2 separate regions of the Homo sapiens genome follow, and region 1 is linked to region 2. A link is a contact called in ENCODE Hi-C or POLR2A ChIA-PET data. All regions are on one chromosome and are shown on one strand. The core of a region is the stretch at or near the end of the contact, and the rest is flanking DNA. Distances in the headings are between cores, read along the strand shown. Region 1 holds the start of CKM (creatine kinase, M-type). Region 2 holds the start of RTN2 (reticulon 2).

What was found. Hi-C counts contacts between places; a loop is a spot of excess contacts on that map. ChIA-PET counts read pairs that join two places held with the same protein, here RNA polymerase II (POLR2A). Pooled maps may share reads with other maps.
Region 1: a loop to region 2 is called in a map of psoas muscle, with 4 times the contacts of the local background. The contact joins the promoter of CKM here to the promoter of RTN2 in region 2. A Hi-C loop is called at or near these places in 3 of 168 maps with a recorded cell type or tissue (gastrocnemius medialis and psoas muscle) and 5 of 50 pooled maps. POLR2A ChIA-PET finds 5 or more read pairs at or near these places in 1 of 52 experiments (GM12878).

The regions. Positions count from the first base shown.
Region 1 is chr19:45,318,530-45,325,158 of GRCh38, forward strand. It overlaps CKM (creatine kinase, M-type), which reads right to left and starts at 4,346. Exons shown (of 8, transcript NM_001824.5): 1 at 4,292-4,346; 2 at 992-1,202. The coding sequence starts at 1,184. RefSeq lists an enhancer at 5,070-5,312.
Region 2 is chr19:45,494,716-45,500,688 of GRCh38, forward strand. RTN2 (reticulon 2) reads right to left here and starts at 2,332. Exons shown (of 11, transcript NM_005619.5): 1 at 2,077-2,332; 2 at 380-424; 3 at 1-290. The coding sequence starts at 2,110. It overlaps PPM1N (protein phosphatase, Mg2+/Mn2+ dependent 1N (putative)), which reads left to right and starts at 3,728. Exons shown (of 5, transcript NM_001080401.2): 1 at 3,728-4,696; 2 at 5,234-5,351; 3 at 5,741-5,846; 4 at 5,935-5,973. The coding sequence starts at 3,758. RefSeq lists silencers at 2,231-2,540, 3,956-4,025.

The DNA of each region.
Region 1 (6,629 bases), core at 3,096-5,595, 170 kb before region 2:
GTCAAAGGAGAAAGGGGAGCTTCAGAGGGTACATGGTGCTAAAAGCATCAGCACCTCGGAAACATTAGCACCCAAAGTCATGACATCTTAGCCTGAAATGTTAGGATCTCAGGCTACCACCGTACCACAGAGGGTCAGGAGGGTAAGAGACTTGAAAGACCCTCTTGTTTCCCAGTGGAAAAACAGGGGCCAGGAGAGAGGGGCTTCTCCCCGGCATCACACAGTGAGCTGGATGTGAGGGGCACTAGAGCCTCCCCTCCACTCCCAGCTCTCTTCGCCTTGCAATGTCCTTTGAGAAACAACCATAACATTAATAACATCCCCTGTCAGATTCTTTTTTTTTTTTTTTGAGACAGGGTCTCACTCTGTGGCTGGAGTACAGTGGCGCGATCTCGGCTTACTGCAACCTGCACCTCCCAGGCTCAAGCGATCCTCCCACCGCAGCCTCCTGAGTAGCTTGGACCACAAGCCCTCATCACCACACTTGGCTAATTTTTTTGTATTTTTTGTAGAGACAGGGTCTTGCTATGTTGCTCAGGCTGGTCTCAAACTCCTGGCCTCAAGTGATCCTCCCACCTGGGCCTCCCAAAGTGCTGGGATTACAGGCATGAGCCACTGCACCTGGCCCCCCTGTCAGAGCTTGAGCACTCACTTGGTGCCAGGTGCCACTCTAAGCACTGCACAGCCATTGACTTGTGTTTTCACAACGTGGGCGCCCATTTTTCAGATGAGGAGACTGAGGTTCAGGAGGTGAACCGACCTCCTTGGGGATCTCACATTATTCTCGTGCATGTTTATTGCGTGGTTTGCTGAGTACCTCGCACTGTCCCAAGCCTTTATGTATATTAATGCATTGATTCCCACAACAGCCCCATTTTACAGATGAGAAAACTGAGGCCCCCCCCCCTTCAAGGGTGGTGGGATTGGGGCATGGCCGGCAGCCTCCAGAGCCCCCATGTAGCCCCTTCAGTGCTCCACTGGGGAGGCTCACCTGGGTTGTCCACTCCTGTCTGGATGACATCGTCTACAGTGAAGCCAGATGGAGTCTCCTTGTCCCGCAGCTTCTTGTAGAGTTCAAGGGTCAGTACCTTGGCCATGTGGTTGTTATGTTTGCTGAGGTCGGGGTACTCCTCCTCAGGCTTGTAATTCAGCTTGAACTTGTTGTGGGTGTTACCGAATGGCATGGTGGCGGTGTAGGAGACCTGATGGGCAGGGCAGGAGGGGAAGATTGAAGATTAGCTGGCATCTTTTTTCTTCTTCTTCTTCTTTTTTTTTTTTTGAGACGGAGTCTCGCTCTGTCACCCAGGCTGGAGTGCAGTGGCACGATCTCGGCTCACTGCAAGCTCCACCTCCTGGGTTCACACCATTCTCCCGCCTCAGCCTCCCGAGTAGCTGGGAATACAGGCGCCCGCCACCACGCCGGCTCATTTTTTGTATTTTTAGTAGAGACGGGGTTTCACCATGTTAGCCAGGATAGTCTTGATCTCCTGACCTTGTGATCCGCCCGCCTCGGCCTCCCAAAGTGCTGGGATTACAGGCGTGAGCCACTGCACCCGGCCTTTTCTTCTTTTTTTTGAGATGGAGTCTCACTCTGTTACCCAGGTTGGAGTGCAGTGGCGAGACCTCGGCTCACTGCAGCCTCCACCTCCCAGGTTCAAGAGATTCTCCTGTCTCAGCCTCCTGAGTAGCTGGGATTACAGGCGCACACCACCATGCCTGGCTAATTTTTTTGTATTTTTATTAGAGATGGGGTTTCACCATCTCTACTGGTTGGCCAGGCTGGTCTCGAACTCCTGGCCTCAAGTGATCCACCCGCCTCGGCCTCCCAAAGTGCTGGGATTACAGGCGTGAGCCACTGTGCCCCGCCTAGCTCGCATCTTGCAGACAGCAGCAAGAGAACTGGGCAAGGCGTTGGGGTCAGGCAGGCTGTGTAACTTGGAGCAAGAGAAATCCTCTCTCTGAGCCCCTGTGTCTCAGCAGGAAGGCATCCGGAGTCTTAGATCAAGGGCCTGGCTCTGCCGTATCCCAGTTGGGTGAGCCTGGACTAGTCATTCTTGCTGGAAACTCAATTTCCCCAGGTGGAAAACGGGCCCCTCCCGGAGGCTGGAAAAATATTTTGTGTGGGTAAGAGTGTAGGTTCTGGAATCAGCCCAGGGTTTGATTCCCAGCTCTGCTACCTACAACCAGCTGTGTGGCCAGGGGCAAGTTGCTTAACCTCTGTGCCTCAATTTACTCATCTAGAAAATGAGGATCCTAACAGCACTTGCCGCATGGGAGTGTTGAAAAGATTAAATGTGTGAATACAGGTGTAGCTCTCGGAACAGTGCCTGGTACACAATAAGCATTATTTCACTTAGCTGCTATTATTATTATTATTATTATTATGTTTGAGACAGAGTCTCGCTCTGTCGCCCAGGCTAGAGTGCAGTGGCATAATCTCAGTTCACTGCAACCTCCACCTCCCAGGTTCAAGCAACTATCCTGCTTCAGCCTCCTGAGTAGCTGCAACTACAGGCGTGTGCCACACCTGGCTATTTTTTTTTTTGGTATTTTTAGTAGAGTTGGGGTTTCGCCATGTTGGCCAGGCTGGTCTTGAACTCCTGAACTCAAGTGATCCGCCCACCTCTGCCTCCCAAAGTGCTGAGATTACAGGCATGAGTCACGGCACCTGGCCTGTTGTTGTTATTTTAAAGGTTCGTGCGAGGAGCTGGTGAGAAGGTGGAGGTGAGGGTGCTGCTGGGAGTATGTGAGCAGGTTCTTGGATTATCAATCCAAAGACAAAGGGCTGGGTCGGGGGAGGGCTGGGTAGCTGCCCCCACCTCTGCCTGCTGACAGTTCTCCCACAGGGCTCAGAAGGGAAGAAAAGCTCAGCCTCTGGGTCGTCAGAGGCAGGTTCAAATCCCACCTATGCCATTTCCCTGCTGTGTGACCCCAGGCCAGTCACTAGGCCTCTCTGGACCTCTGTCTCCTGTGAACTGAGCCTGCCCCGTAGGATTGCCAGGATCCTCTGAGCTTGGCCATGAGGTTGGCTGAGCACAGGCCCTGGCATGGAGTTGGAGCCTGGAACCCTGGTGGCTGCTATTATTGTTATTTGTTATTACTACTTTTTTGCAGAGATGGGGTCTCACTATGTTGCCCAGGCTGGTCTGGGACTCCTGGCCTCAAGTGATCCTCCAGCATCGGCCTCCCAAGATGCTGGGATTATGCGTGTGAGCCACTGCGCCAGGTCCTACTGTTATTATTATTTTATTCACTGGACCCAGAAAGGAGAAGGGACCCAGAAAGGAGAAGGGGCCTCCAGCAGCGGTGGGAGACGGGGATGGGAAGCAGGTGGGATTGTGGGAGGGAGATTGGGACCACGGTGAGCTGAAGCCAGGGAAGAGGAACAGGGACCCGCCAAAGACCTTGGGTGCTGCTGTCCAGGGTGGTTATTTTTAGAATCTGGCAACTGCCTGCCATCCCACCCCCAGCTGCTGCCCCGCCCCACCCCCACATTCCGGGGCTCGGCTTGCACCAAGTCAGCAGGCCCAAGACAGGTGGGCCAGGGTGGCTGGGAGGACACGGGTCCAGGCCTCGGGGCTCAAGGACATCCTGGGATGGCAGCCCAGACCCCCTCCCTTCAGAGGATGCCCCCCTAATCCCTGCCAGGGACACCCCAGGAGAGGGCACTGAGGCAGGGTGGTGACCCCCCCCACAAGAGACATAAGCAGAAAGCCCCAGAGCCACACACCCCCACCACCGCAGACTCCCCAGATCACACTGTAAACTAAGTCACACAGTCACACTTCCAAACTCAAGGACATGCCCAGGACACTCATGTGTCCGCTACTAAGTCAGAAACAAGGTCACAGGGACCCACACAGTAGCAAACGCAAAGAAAGCCTGCGACACCTGCTCTTGCAGACTCTGCTAGGCGACAGACACACCTCCCACGGCTTGTGGCGCCAGTGTTGGCGACAAACTGTAATGAACACAGGCCTGGCTCAACAGCCCCTTGCAGGGGGTGACAGTTGGCAGCTGTCAGGACCCCTTTCATCTCGGATCCCTCCCCATAACCCAAGACTTGTGCCGCAGAAATCACAGGTCCCAGTGGGGGGTTCAGGCAGCCTCACAGATGGAGGGGCCTCCCAGACACACAAGGGTCAACCTTCCCACGCACCGACCTGCCTTTGTATAGGAGGATGTTGGTGGAGCAAGGGGTGACACACAGACCCTTTCCCAAGCCAAGCCTCTAGCACCCACAGAAATCCCCTACTCTGGCCCCCACCCAGATTCCCGCCCCGTGCAGTACCTGGCTGGGCTGGGCTGAAGGGGGGCTGTCTGTATCCTGGAGGTGACACTGACCCAAAGGAAGGGCCAGCAGCCGTGGCCTTATATAGGGGGACCTAGGCTGTGCTATTGGCTGGGAGGGGTTGTCCCCAGGGAGGAGTTCTGGAGGGCAGCTGAGCCTCTCACCTCCCTGCTCCCGCACCATACCCACCCTGAACCCAGGCATGCTTTGCGCCCAGCCCCATGGCCTTGTATGGGCTGAGCCGCCCCAGGGGCTGGGCTCACGCCCCCCCACCAAGCTGATACCCTGACCAAGTGCTGAGTTGGGCTGGCGGTGGGGACAGCTGGCCCCCCGCCGGGAACATGGGACGGTGGCTGGGAACGTCCCAAGCACGTAGAAGCCACCGTCCCCTGGCCCCTGAGTCTCCTTCAGCCACCAGCCCTTCCTGTGGCCCTCGGCTCCCCCTGTGCCCCCTGGGCCCTCACCCCTACCCGAGTCCCAGCGGCACCTCGGGGAACCAAGGTGTGGCTCCAGGAGGAGCAGATACCCTGTGAGCTGGAGGAAGCAGAGGCCGGGAGAAGGACCAATTGCAATGGAGGGCAGTCTAACCCCAGAAACCCGCGCTTGGGCGCCCCTTCCTCCTAGGGACTGAGTGGAGGGGAAACTGAGGCTGGCTGAGTTGGAGAGATTCAAACTCAGGGCAAGGGTGGGAGGCGGTGGTCACCCTCCCCCCCACTTAACCCTCGCCCCCTCGGTGCCACTGGGAGATTTCCGCTGTGCGGGGGACAGGGAGGGTCTCGGTCGCCGGGAAAGGAGTTATTTTTAGAGGGCGCTTTGCTGTCTCCTCTGCCGCAAAGGCCGAGACCCGAGGCGCTGGGTATGGGGGGGTTCGGGGGCAGGTGTTGGAGGGGGGTTCGCCACGTGTCCTGGTTAATTATAACCGGGCGTCTCGGGTGTCCTCGGGCCTCGCCTCCTTACAAGGGCAGCCACGGGGCCCTGGGTGGCCGCTCCCACCTCCCGGGGAAGGGGGCTGGGCAGCGACGCCGTTCAGAGCGCGGGCGCCAGACTCGCGCAGATCTGGGCAGAGCAAGCGCTCTCGGCGCCTCGGCTGTGAGCAAGGACTTCCAGGGCTGAGAGGGGGGTTCTGTGGAGGAGAGTACAGTATAGAGGAAGCCGCTTTCTCCTCCTGGGACGCGCCAGGATTGCAGGCTGATCGGGTCTCCTCCTCCAGGGAGCTCCCAGGATTGCGACGAAGAAAAGAATGTCCCTTCCCTCTGAGTTCCTCCCTATCCCAGGGTCTCCTGGGTCTCCTTCACATCTTCTTAGGCAGGTGAGGACTGGCTTAGAGAAAGGGAGCCTCTGTGCCTCTCCCTCAGACTCCTGATCTGAGGGGGGAGGGGAGAGGGGTGCTTTAGAAATATTTACATGGGGCCCAGCCCTTTCCCAGCAAGCTCAGATTGCCGAGGGTCTCCTTCACGGTTACGGAAACTGAGGCCCAGAAAACCAAATGGAACTGGTCTCGAAACAGGGATCTATCAGGCACTTCCTGAGGCTACAACAAAACACAAAACCCCCGCCGTCCTGGAGGTGATAGTGCAAGAGGGTCACAGATGAGGGGACGGCACAGCAGCAGGGGAGGTCGAGGCAGGCCTCTTTGGGAAGATGACATCTGAGCAGAGACCTGAAGGAGAACAGGGAGCCAGCCATGTGCGGCTCTGGGGGGAACAGCAGGTGCAAAGGCGCTGAGGTGAGAATGGCTGGGCACATCTGAGGACAGACAGGAAGGAGGCCAGGGGACTGGAGCAGATGGGGCCAAGGAGAGAGTGGGAGGAAGAAGATGAGGTTGGAGGGGAGACAGGAGCAGACCCATGGTGCCCTAGGGGCTGTGGGAGGAGTTTTAATCCCATTGTGATTGACAGTGAAAATGTTAGATGGGCCGGGCACAGTGGCTCAGGCCCGTAATCCCAGCACTTTGGGAGGCAGAGGCGGAGGCGGGTGGATCACTTGAGGCCAGGAGTTCAAGACCAGCCTGGCCAACATGGTGAAACCCCATCTCTACTAAAAGTACAAAAATTAGCCTGGCATGGTGACACACGCCTGTAATCCCAGCTAGCCAGGAGGCTGAGGCATAAGAATTGCTTGAACCTAGGAGGTGGAGGTTGCAGTGAGCTGAGATGGCACCATTGCCCTCCAGCCTGAGTGACAGAGCAAGACTCAGTCTCACAAAAAAAAAAAAAAAGAAAAGAAAAGAAAAAGAAAATGTTAAATGAACCAGGTATAGAAAGACAAACATCACAAGTTATTTGTGGGATCTAAAAATCAAAACAAGGAGGCTGAGGCAGGAGGATTGCTTGAACCC
Region 2 (5,973 bases), core at 1,082-3,581:
TCGTCCAGGCTCCGGGGATTGGCTCAGGCTGGGGATGCTCTCCAAGCTGTCGCCCAGGCTGGGCTGAGGGTGCTGGTCTCGTGGTTCCGAGACTGAGCGGCCCTGGGGGCGGGGGCGGCGGGCAGTTGAATCCCTGCGGCCCCCGGAGCCCACTACACCATCAAAGGCGATGTAGGAGAAGGTCAGCTCCCGGGGGGTGCCCCAGTCCTGCGACGTGGTCTCCTCCTCGTCCTCCTCTGAGAATTCCCGGGCTGTGTGCAGCTCTCGAAAATCAGAGTCGTCGTTCCCTCCTGCAGTGGGTGAAGGAGAGCCTTGTTTCCCTCAGCAGGTCCCTGAGCTGCCCAGCCCTGAGCCCCTTCACATGCTCCCCACCACTTACCTTCTGTGGAATCAGGAGTTGAGGAGGCTGTAGACGGAGCTTCTTCTGCGAGAGGGAAAGAATCGAAGACTCTTAGAAGCTTAGACTGTCCGAATCACAGAAGTGTCCCAGTCCTGGAATCTTAGAATATTTGAATCACGGGATTTTTAGAACATTCTGCACACAGACTCTAAAACCTAGCATCACTGCCTGATGAAGCTCAGAGTCTTTGAAGTCCAAATCCAGGAATCTTAATCTTAGAGTCTTCAAAGTAGGAATCTTAGGAGGTTTCAATTCATTCATTCGTTCAACAACCACTTATTGAGCACCTACTATGTGCCAGGCACTGTTCTAGGTCCTGGGGATACAGCTGTGAAGAAAACAGACAAAATCCCTGCCCTCCTAGAGCTGACACTCTTTGGGATAGACAAACAATAAACAAGTGAATATATGACGTCGGGTGCAGATGAGCATAGGGAGCAAAGTAAAGAAGGGTAGGGGAAGAGAAAGTGAAGGGGTGCTGTTTCTCATAGGGTGGTCAAGAAGGCTTCTCTGATAAGATGACGTTTGAGCAGAGATCTGAAGGAAGTGAGGAAGCCATGCAGATGTTCAGGGACGTCTTCCAGGTAGAGAAGAAAGCCAGTGCAAAGGCCCTGAGCCAGGCACCATGCTTGGCATCTGAGGAACTGAGAGGTGCGAAGATATGACTGGAGAAGAGTGACTGAGGAGGAGAGGAGTGGGAGGTGAGAACAGAGAGGTAAGGGCGGTGGGGAGAGACAGACGAGGTGGTCCTCCCTTTGTAATCTGAAGTTAACGACAAGATCATAGAATGTTGGGATGATACTCGAAAATGCTGAAATCACCAATTCTTAGAATTTTGGCATCTGGACACGCGAGACATGGAAATGGCTAGATCTAAGGGTGTTGAAATCCCCAGCTGTCAGAACCCCCATGTGTGGGACAGAGAACGGTAGACATGGACTGTTATAGCTGTGAGCTCAGAGATTGTGAGGCTAGGCGTTTTCAGCTGGGAATCCAGCCCCTTAGAGCTAGTTCAGAGCTTTGCACATAGATGATGCTCAATGCGGTTTGGAAATTGAAATCTGACGCCCTGTGCCCTCACCTCGTTTCCTCAGCTGGGGAATAGGAGGCCTGGAATGGTGTGGGTCTTCCCCAGGATTACCATTAACCAGTGGTAAAGACCGCTAAGAACCCATGAGTCCTTGCCCCCAAACCACGGATGGCTGTTTTCCCGGGACAGGGTTGGACAGTTTGGGCGAGGTCGGGGCTGCCTCTTGGACAGAAAACGGGGATGGGATGCGAAGGCAAGTGATTGGGAGCCAGACCCCTGTTTTCCATCCTGGCTCTACCCTCCGTTCAACCCCCTCCCCGCCAGCTGCGGCCAGCACCAGAGCCAGGGGACAGCTCCCCGCGCGCGTCCTCGCTCCCGGGCGGGGCCGGGCGGTACGTCCCAGAGCGCAGCGCGCCCCCCGCCTGCTGTCTCAGTGCCCCCTCACCTCCGCCCTGTTTCGTCCAGGTCCTCCGGGTCAGGCTACCCCCGTCGCCGCCAGAGCGCGGGGGAGGGGAGAGCTTCCTTTGTCTCCTATGCCTCCTCCCCCCATCCCGGCTCTCCTGCGGGCAAGCGCCGAGGGGACACCGGGGAGTACCCCACCTGAACCTCTGGGGCCCACACCAGGCCCCAGTCTTCCTCTACTCACTGCAGTGGGCGAAGACCGGCAGGACCTGCCCCATGGCCCCCCTCGGGCCTGCATCGGGACCCCCGCCCACTCCGGCTGTGCCGCCCTGGGCCCGGGGTCGCGGGCGCTCATCTCCGCCGCGCCCACGACGCCGCTGCCATTCTCGCCGCCTCCTCCTCCCGGGCTGCTCCAGCCGCCGCCGCCGCCGCCGCCGCCGCCGCCGCCCTGGTGCTCGGCTCGGCGGGGGCGGGCGGGGCCGAGGTGGGGAAGGCACTGCAGCGCGCGGCCGGGGGCGGGGCCAGAAGACGGGCGGGGCGGTACCAGAGGGAGGGTGAGGGGCGGGGAAACGCCGAGGATCAGGCGGAGGGGCGTGGCCTTCTTACTAAAGGGGCGGAACCAAGAGGGTGGGCTACGGAGCCAGGAAGGAGGGGAAAGCGGCCTGAAGGGCGGGGCCTAGATCGCAGAGGGCGCAGCCTTTAGGGGAAGAGGGAAGGAGGCCTGGAGTCTGGCGAGGGACTTGGGAGAGGATGGTGAACGAGCCACGGCAGAGAGGATGAGAGCGTGGATCCCTGGGTGGGTTGGGGTGGTGCTCGGGGTGCCATTGAGGAGGGGGTGGAAAGATTCTAATGCTCTGAGGTAGGGTCCGAGCCTAGATTTGCAGAGGGAGCGAGAAAGGGGGCCGAATGAAACGATTCAGAAACTTTTGGGGCACGCGGAGGAGCTCAAACGTGGGCAGGGCTAAAGCAACAGGGAATTATTCAAATATAACTGGGTGGGGTCGGATTCCAGGCGATTCCAGGTCTGCGAAAATTAGAAGGGTCTGGAGCTGTGTGCCTGAATCCTGGATGGGCGGGGCCTGGAAGAGAAAATAAGCGAAGCCCCAGAGGGGAGGGGTCGAACTAAAAACAGTAAAGAAAAAAAAAATATGTATATATATATATATATATATATATATATATATATATATATATCTTTTTGAGACAGGGTCTCGCTCTGTTGCCCAGGCTGGAGTGCAGTGATACGATCACGGCTCACTGCAGCCTCGACCTCCCGGGCTCAGGTGATCCTCCCACCTAAGCCTCCTGAGTAGCTGGGATCACAGGTGTGTTCCACCGCGCCTGGCTAAATGTTAATTTTTGTAGAGACGGGGTCTCGCTATGTTTCCCAGGCTGGTCTCAAACTCCTGGGCTTAAGCGATCCGCCTGCCTCGGCCTCCCTAAGTGCTGGGGTTATAGGCGTGAGCCACCGCGCCCGGCCAAGTATGGTATTTACAGGTTTTGAGGCTGGGGGCTGTACCACTGAGGTGGGAGGAGCTTGGACTGAGTGTTGTGTTGAGAACACAGATTCTAGAATTAGTTTCCCTGGAACACCGGTTACTTCTGTGACTCTGTTTCTTCTTCCATATGTAAACTGGAGATGATGATGTATAACAGTGTGTGACACATTAGTACTATGTAATAGTTTGCCACTGGTACAGTATTATCTTTTTTCTTTTTTTTTCCTGATTCAGATCCCAAACCCCGCTTTGTAGGTGCAGGAAACAGGAGACCCAGAAGTGTAATTCCTTCTAGTGACCCGCCTAAAGAGCAGGTCAAAGGACAGGAAGGAGATTTAGATGGTTTAAAATCTCACAGCGGAGGGGATTAATGGAGGGGGCGGGCAGGTGTACAGGGTGGAGCCTTCCTGATCCCAGGGCTGAAGGATGGCGGTCCTGGCCCGCCAGCTGCAGCGTCTCCTCTGGACCGCTTGCAAGAAAAAGGAGAGGGAGAAGGAGGGGAGGGAGGAAGAGGAGGAGGAGGAGGCGGGGCGCAGGGCCCCCGAAGGGCCTCGGTCTCTGTTGACAGCGCCGCGCCGCGCCCAGCGGCCGCACGGGGGTGCCGAGGCGTCTGGGGGCCTGCGCTTCGGGGCGAGCGCAGCGCAAGGCTGGCGCGCGCGCATGGAGGATGCTCACTGCACTTGGCTTTCGTTACCTGGTCTGCCCCCGGGCTGGGCCTTGTTTGCCGTCCTCGACGGCCACGGTGGGGCTCGAGCTGCCCGCTTCGGTGCACGCCATTTGCCAGGCCATGTGCTCCAGGAGCTGGGCCCGGAGCCTAGCGAGCCCGAGGGCGTGCGCGAGGCGCTGCGCCGAGCCTTCTTGAGCGCCGACGAGCGCCTGCGCTCCCTCTGGCCCCGCGTGGAAACGGGCGGCTGCACGGCCGTGGTGTTGCTGGTCTCCCCGCGGTTTCTGTACCTGGCGCACTGCGGTGACTCCCGCGCGGTGCTGAGCCGCGCTGGCGCCGTGGCCTTCAGCACAGAGGACCACCGGCCCCTTCGACCCCGGGAACGCGAGCGCATCCACGCCGCTGGCGGCACCATCCGCCGCCGCCGCGTCGAGGGCTCTCTGGCCGTGTCGCGAGCGTTGGGCGACTTTACCTACAAGGAGGCTCCGGGGAGGCCCCCCGAGCTACAGCTCGTTTCTGCGGAGCCAGAGGTGGCCGCACTGGCACGCCAGGCTGAGGACGAGTTCATGCTCCTGGCCTCTGATGGCGTCTGGGACACTGTGTCTGGTGCTGCCCTGGCGGGACTGGTGGCTTCACGCCTCCGCTTGGGCCTGGCCCCAGAGCTTCTCTGCGCGCAGCTGTTGGACACGTGTCTGTGCAAGGTCCTGGGGGCGTGGCGTGGTACCTTTGGGGCTTGGTGCAGCAGAGGGAGAGAGCCTCGGGGTTTTGGGGAGGAGGGCTTTGATAGAGAGGCAAGAGTAAAGCTAGCAAAGGAGGGGATAGGACTCAAGCGAAGGGCGTGGCCTGAAGTGGGCAGGGCCAAAATACAGGGGCGGAGCCTGAGGGATGCTTTGAGGCACGGGAGAGTTAGTGGAAGGGACTTAAGAGAAAGGGCGTGGTCTTTTGGAAAGGGGCGATTCTGGGTCGTAGGAGCCGGGCCGGAAGTATTGATTAGTGCTGGAAGGTGGAAGAGCAGGTAAACATCAGAGCGGGCGGAGCTTTAGGGAAAAGGCATTGTTCTCTCAATTGGGAGCGCCTAGGACCGGGTTTGGTCCCAGTAAGAGAGGATTGGCAGGTGGGTGGGACGCGAAAGAAATGGGCATAAGTAGAATGAAGTGGGGGACTTGAACCTGGGGATTGTTGGGAAGCTCTGCCTTGGACTCTCCCCCACCGGGCTCCTTTTTCTCCACCGGCTTCAGGGCAGCCTGGACAACATGACCTGCATCCTGGTCTGCTTCCCTGGGGCCCCTAGGCCTTCTGAGGAGGCGATCAGGAGGGAGCTAGCACTGGACGCAGCCCTGGGCTGCAGAATCGCTGGTGAGCAGACTCTGGGGGCCCAGCTGGAGGGGTGGTTGGCCAGTGAAGGCTGTGCCATAACTTTTTCTTTTTTTCTTTTTTTTTTTGAGATGGAGTCTTGCTCTGTCTCCTAGGCTGGAGTGCAGTGGCGTGATCTTGGCTCACTGCAACCTCTGCCTTCCGGGTTCAAGCGATTCTCCTGCCTCAGCCTCCTGAGTAGCTGGGATTACAGGCATGCACAATCACACCCAGCTAATTTTTGTATTGTTAGTATAGACGGGGTTTCACGATGTTGTCCAGGCTGGTCTCGAACCCCTGGCCTCAAGTGATCCGCCCGCCTTGGTCTCCCAAAGTGCTGGGATTACAGGCGTGCGCCACTGTGCCCAGCCTAACTCTTGACTCTTTCTCAGAACTGTGTGCCTCTGCTCAGAAGCCCCCCAGCCTGAACACAGTTTTCAGGACTCTGGCCTCAGAGGACATCCCAGATTTACCTCCTGGGGGAGGGCTGGACTGCAAGTGAGTTGGGGTGAGGAAGGGTGGGGTGGAATGAGGGTGGGGTGGAAGGAGGAGAGTCCCCTCCTGAGGGCCTTCCTGTGCTCTCCAGGGCCACTGTCATTGCTGAAGTTTATTCTCAGATCTGCCA